Linked DNA regions of Homo sapiens: region 2 is linked to region 1. Evidence: chromatin contacts called from ENCODE Hi-C or POLR2A ChIA-PET data. All regions are on one chromosome and are shown on one strand. Each heading gives the region's core, a stretch centred on a gene start or an enhancer-like site at or near the end of the contact. The rest is flanking DNA. Distances are from core to core; before and after follow the strand shown.

Evidence for each region. A loop is a pair of places that touch in the nucleus more often than their neighbours do. ChIA-PET counts read pairs that join two places held with the same protein, here RNA polymerase II (POLR2A). Pooled maps may share reads with other maps.
Region 2: a loop to region 1 is called in a pooled map, with 2.1 times the contacts of the local background. The contact joins the promoter of TSFM here to the promoter of B4GALNT1 in region 1. A Hi-C loop is called at or near these places in 2 of 50 pooled maps. POLR2A ChIA-PET finds 5 or more read pairs at or near these places in 3 of 52 experiments (A673, K562 and naive thymus-derived CD4-positive, alpha-beta T cell).

The regions. Positions count from the first base shown.
Region 1 is chr12:57,631,820-57,634,644 of GRCh38, forward strand. It overlaps B4GALNT1 (beta-1,4-N-acetyl-galactosaminyltransferase 1), which reads right to left and starts at 1,382. Exons shown (of 11, transcript NM_001478.5): 1 at 953-1,382; 2 at 96-314. The coding sequence starts at 313. RefSeq lists an enhancer at 612-1,573 and a silencer at 1,116-1,415.
Region 2 is chr12:57,781,506-57,784,400 of GRCh38, forward strand. It overlaps TSFM (Ts translation elongation factor, mitochondrial), which reads left to right and starts at 1,282. Exons shown (of 6, transcript NM_005726.6): 1 at 1,282-1,353; 2 at 1,605-1,778. The coding sequence starts at 1,297. It overlaps EEF1AKMT3 (EEF1A lysine methyltransferase 3), which reads left to right. Exons shown (of 3, transcript NM_015433.3): 3 at 1-1,036. RefSeq lists enhancers at 1,043-1,912, 1,266-1,335.

The DNA of each region.
Region 1 (2,825 bases), core at 132-2,631:
AGAATGCAGGCATCTGAGCCCAGCAGTGGAGAAAACAAAAGCCCCCAGACCACCCCCAGCGAGCGCTGCGCTGCGCCGCCGCGGTCGGCACTCACCCCACTACTTGCTCCTTGATCCTGACCGGGATGTGTGCGTAGCGGGGCTCAGGAGCAAGATCTGGCAGCTCGGGCCTGCGGGGGCTTTGCGGGGGCGCCCACGGCGCAAGAGGTAGCCGGAGGCCGGGCGCGTCCCGGGTGCTCGCGTACAGGAGCCCCAGCGAGGCGCAGGCGAGCAGAAGGACCAGAGCGCACAGGGCCCGGCGGCCCAGCCACATCCTAGGTGGGGGTAGGGTGGGGAGTGAGAAAGGGAGGGAAGAAGGGAGGGCAAGGGATGGGGCCCTTGGCCCCCGCGTCCTCAGAGGCTCCTGCCGGCTCCCAAGAGCGCTCTCCACTCCACACATCGCGCTAGGGTTTGCACTGCCAGCCGCGGTTTTCCCGGTACCCCTCCCCTCACTTCCCAGGCCCCAGGGTCTCCCGGCCTCCTTTCTTCTCGCCCTCTCCTGCATCTCGGTTTCCTCACACACCCGAGGCCTGGCATCTTAATGCTGAAGACATTTGGATGCCGCGGTTTCGACGCGGCCGTGCGTAAGCGGAAAAGCCCCGCTCTATCAGGGCAGTGGCAGTCCCCAAGCCCGCCGCCCGCCCTGGCCGGCGCGCCCCCGACTCCTCAGTCTGAGCATCACCTGGGCCGGGGTGGGCTGCGGAGGGCGGCTCCACACCTAGCCTGTCAGGAAAAAATGCAGAATCATGCCCGTGCTGGCGGGCGCCCCCGGCGGAGGTGACCCGATGAGTGGCCTCGGCAAGCGGCGCGGGGGACAGAGTGGACCGGGAAGCGCGCCTCCTCCCGCCTCCTCCCGCCTCCTCCTCCTCCCCTCACCAACCAATCCCACCCCCACCCACCCCCGGGCACTGACCTGTCTAACGCTCTAAGGCAGCGGCAAAATTTCGGTCCGGGCTGTGCCGGGCTCTCGCCCCGGCCTGAGGGTCCTCATGGGGCTGGGGGCTGCCCGATGGGGGAGCTGGGCATGAGCCTGAGGGTGTGGGGGACCCTCCTGCCTCTGGAGCGCGCCCGATCCCTCCCGTCTTGGAACTCCCGGGGCTTTTGTGGAGCGCGGCGCGGTGGTGGTTCTGGGCGTTTCCTGCCCGGGGGCGGTTGGCGGGGCGCGAGGACCAAGTTAAGAGTCTGTTGCACCCCAGCCCCGGGGCAAAGCCGGGGATCCCTGGCTCCGCGTCCCACTGGCAGCGCGGGGAGGGCTCTGGCCGCCGCCCGGCTCTTCGCACCGCAGCGCAGCGCGGCTCAGCTCCCGGCTCGTTGCGGCTGCTTCGGCTCCGCGCGGGGAATGCGAGCGCCCCGGCGCCTTCTAGTGGGCGCGGAGGAAACTGCGGGGGCGCGGAGCAAACGCGGGAAGGTCCTCGCTCACAGCCCCCAGTCCTTAGCCTCCAAACACTGGCATCTCAACCGCCTGCTCCCACGACATCCATTCCATTGCCTGCTCGTTCTGAGCTTGTAGGCAAGGATGGGCAAATAAGGGCTTTGGGAGGAGGTAGGGCGGGGGCGCGCTAAAACTCAAGTCAAGTTTGAATGTTAGGATGAAGATAAAGGAAACAACCCCTGGAAAATAAACGCTCTGCCTGGCTAACAAAGACTGAGGCACAGCCTCCCTCTCCCCCTCCTCCCCGCCCTGCCCCCCATTATTTAACAGACACTCAAGAGATACACACTGGGTAATTGAAGGCCCTATTTCCCCGAACTGCCGCTTGGTGCAACCTTGCAGGAGGAAGGGAACCCCAGAGAGGCCAGATTGGCGGTAGTTCTGCTTGCAAGCCTTAGGTCATAGCCTGATACCTCACATTGCCGAGAATCGGAGTTCTGTGGCTCCGTGGTTCTAATAAAAGATGCATCAAGATTCAATAGGAAAAAAAGATATAACAAGAAATATAGAACATAACGAAAATATGTGTGTGTGTGTGTGTGTGGTGGATTATTGAATGAATGAATTTTATACAAACAAATGACTAATCAGCTGGGGTGAAAGTGGAATCTCTACACTTCTTACACCAAAATTCCAAATGTATTAAATATTTTAATATTAAAGGTGAAATCATAAAAGTAGTGAAAGAAATCATGAAACCCGGCGCAGTGGCTCATGCTTGTAATCTCAGCACTTTGGGAGGCTGCGATAGGAGACCAGGAGTTCGAGACCAGCCTGGGCAACATGGTGAGACCCCCCCCCCCCCCCGTCTCTACAAAAAATTTAAAAATTAGCCCAGCAAGATGGCTCACACCTGTAGTCCAACTACTTAGGAGGCTGAAGTGGGAAGATTGCTTGAGCTCGGGAAGTTGAAGCTGCAGTGAGCTGAGATGGTGCCATGGCACTGTAGCCTGGGTGACAGAGCGAGACTCTGTCTCAAAAGAAGAAATCATGGAATTTTTGTTTTGTTTATGATCTTGGAGTAGGGAAGAGATCTCTAAGCCAGATGTAAAGGGAAATATTAATAAATCTGACTATATGAAAAACTTGAGTGAAGAAATTAACATACACTAAATTTGAGAGAGAAATGACAAACTGTGAAAAAATATTTGTAACATATAAGACAGGTATACTTTATCTGGTTGGTGCCCCCAGCGGAGATGACCAGGAATGAATTATGAACCATTGAAAACATAGGAATCCATGACTCCACACTGATAATACATAGATAATTAATTAATTAATTAATTAAATGAATGAAGGAGAAGGGAGAATGCCAATTAATAAATGTGGAGGGAGCTGATGGAGTTGGAAA
Region 2 (2,895 bases), core at 32-2,531, 150 kb after region 1:
TAACTGGGTCAAGTCCTCCTAGCTCTGAAGCTAAGGCTGCAGAGCTGTCCTTTGGACTGTATTTCTTCATGCTTTCCAGAGTTAGAGCCTTGATCACGGAACATCATTGTGTGCAGAAGAATACTGTACCTAGTACTAAGTTCTTTTCATCTTTGATTTTTCTTTAGCTTCATCAGTCCTTCCTTCCTAATCTCTAATCCCCTGAAGCCTAACACAGTTCCTAATGTGTTTTGCCTTAACCTCTTTTCTCTTCCCACATTGGTACTTCTGGTTGGGGCTCTCTTTACTTACTGCTTAGGCACATAGTCACCTTCTCTGGACTCCCTGCTTCCATGCTTTCTCCTTCAGTCCATTCCGCAAACTCTTGTGATCTTCCAAAATTAGCTCTGATTAGCTTTCACTTCCTGTAGAAGCAAGAACAAGCTCCTCTGCTTGGTACTTAGTCTGTGTCCATGTGATCCAAAATTACCTTCCTATTGCATTTCCTACTCCTTTGCTACGTGTATTGGACCTCTGGCCAAATTACAAAAGATGTACTCTTTGTTCTCTAAAACCACACTAAAGTTTTCTGACTTCTTTCACACTCTTTATGATAATCCTCTGCCTGAAAGGCTATTGCCACCTGTCAAAATCTTCATTATTCTTTGCCTCTTTCCTGAGCCTCTTGCTTGAATGTGATTTCTTTCTCCCTGAGACCCATAAGGTTCATCTTATGGGACCTTAATTTGTCTTGCATGGACATTTGTGATTCTCATTTTCTCACCATTAAATTACCTTGGAGGGTAGGGCTGTGGTTTACTCCTGTCTAAACCCCTGAAGCCTAACACAGTTCCTGGCACACAACAGGTGTTCAACAGATATTGTGCTCATTCAATAAATATTTACTCGCTTTGTTTAATGGATTCCACCCCTGCCTTCCTAGGTGACCTTGGACAAATTCTCGAACCCATTCACCAACCACACAAGTTTGTTGTGAGTCATAAATGGATAATGAATATAAATGCGCATTGAAAATAAACATAAAATGTTACCCACATTTCTTGTGTTGTTGTTTTGTGACGACTTTATTTCTTGGTTTCTGTTATTTTACCTGGGGTGGGAGGTGGGGGGTAATTCCCGTATGAAATGTGTCGTCTCAAGAAATCAAGTAGAGGCGAGGACTGTGTTCCTCCGGCCAGCAGGTGGCACCATACTCGTTTGGTGCGTTCCGCTGGAGAATTCTGGCCCTTCCGCCGCGCCGTAGGTTTGTTGCCTCACCAGTGCGCCCGCCGGAGGGTGTTTATCGCGGCTAGAGAGATGTCGCTGCTGCGGTCGCTGCGCGTGTTTCTGGTCGCGCGGACCGGGAGCTACCCGGTGAGAAGTCCTGGTGCTGGTACCGACCTGCTGTCCCTGCAGCTCTCCTGTGCGCCTGTACCTTTCCCTTCCTCCCAACCTCGTTTGACTCCATCTCACCTTCCCCGACAGCATTGCCTCTGCCCAGTCCAGCCCCGGTGCACCCCCCTTTGCACACTGTCCGCTCCCTAAGGTCGCTTCCCTGCCCGTGTACCCTTCACCCTCTGGAGTTTGCTGCTTCCTGCTCCTCATCCCTTTCTTATCTCATCTAGGCTGGGTCTCTTCTGCGTCAGTCGCCCCAGCCAAGGCACACATTTTATGCTGGGCCCCGTCTGTCTGCCTCGGCCTCCAGCAAGGAGCTCCTCATGAAGCTGCGGCGGAAAACAGGCTACTCCTTTGTAAATTGCAAGAAAGCTCTGGAGACTTGTGGCGGGGACCTCAAACAGGTGTGTGTGTGGAGGGGTGCAGGGCGGAGTACTAGAGCTCGACCTCAGACTCTTGGGGCGGTCACGCTGGGGAGCATAAAGTTAGACTGCTCTTCAGTGACCATAATGGCACAGTCCTAAGTGGAAATCTGGCTTAAATGACAACCTTGGCCTTGACTTTGTCTTATTTGAAAGCAGTTGAGTATCCCAGGATTAACAAACCAGACTGTTACGGTGTTTCTTGTTGCCTGGAGCTGAAAGGGTTTGTGTGAGCTTTGGAGTCAGATTGTTCAGGAGTCAAATTGTGGGGCCCCCACACTGTCTGACTTTAGACTTTTTTTTTTTTTTTCAGACGGAGTCTTGCTCTGTGGCCCAGGCCGGCGTGCAATGGCACGATGTTGGCTCACTGCAACCTCCGCCTCCCGGGTTCAAGCGATTCTCCTGCCTCAGCCTCCTGAGTAGTTGGGATTACAGGCGTGCGCCACGACACCCGGCTATTTTATTTTTTATTTTTTATTTTTTTTTGTATTTTTAGTAGAGATGGGGTTTCGCCGTGTCGGCCAGGCTGGTCTCGAACTCCTGGCCTCAGGTGATCCGCCCGCCTCGGCTTCCCAGAGTGGTGGGATTACAGGAGTGAGCCACCGCGCCCGGCTGACTTTAGACATCTTAATCTTTCAGAGTTGTGTAGTTTTTGCCTGTACGGTCATGCGTCTCTTAATAGGAAGATACATTCTGAGAAATGGCGTCGTTAGGAGATTTTGGCTTATGCACATCATAGAGTACCTACACAAACCTAGATGGTATATTGTACTACAACCTGGGCTATATGGAATTGCCAGCTGCTCCTAGGCTACAAACCGTTACAAAATGTTACTGGACTGAATACTGTAGGCAGTTGTAACACAGTGGTAAGTATTGTGTATCTAAACATAGAAAAAGTACAGTAAATAGGCATAAAAGATAAAAAACGATACATCTCCATAGGGAACTTATCATGTATGGAGCTTGCAGGACTGGAAGTTGCTCTGGGTGAGTCAGTGAGTGGTGAGTGAATATGAAGGCCTGCCTTAGGACACTATGGTGCACTATAGTAGACGTTAAAGCACAGTACACATAAGCTACATTACATTTATAAGAA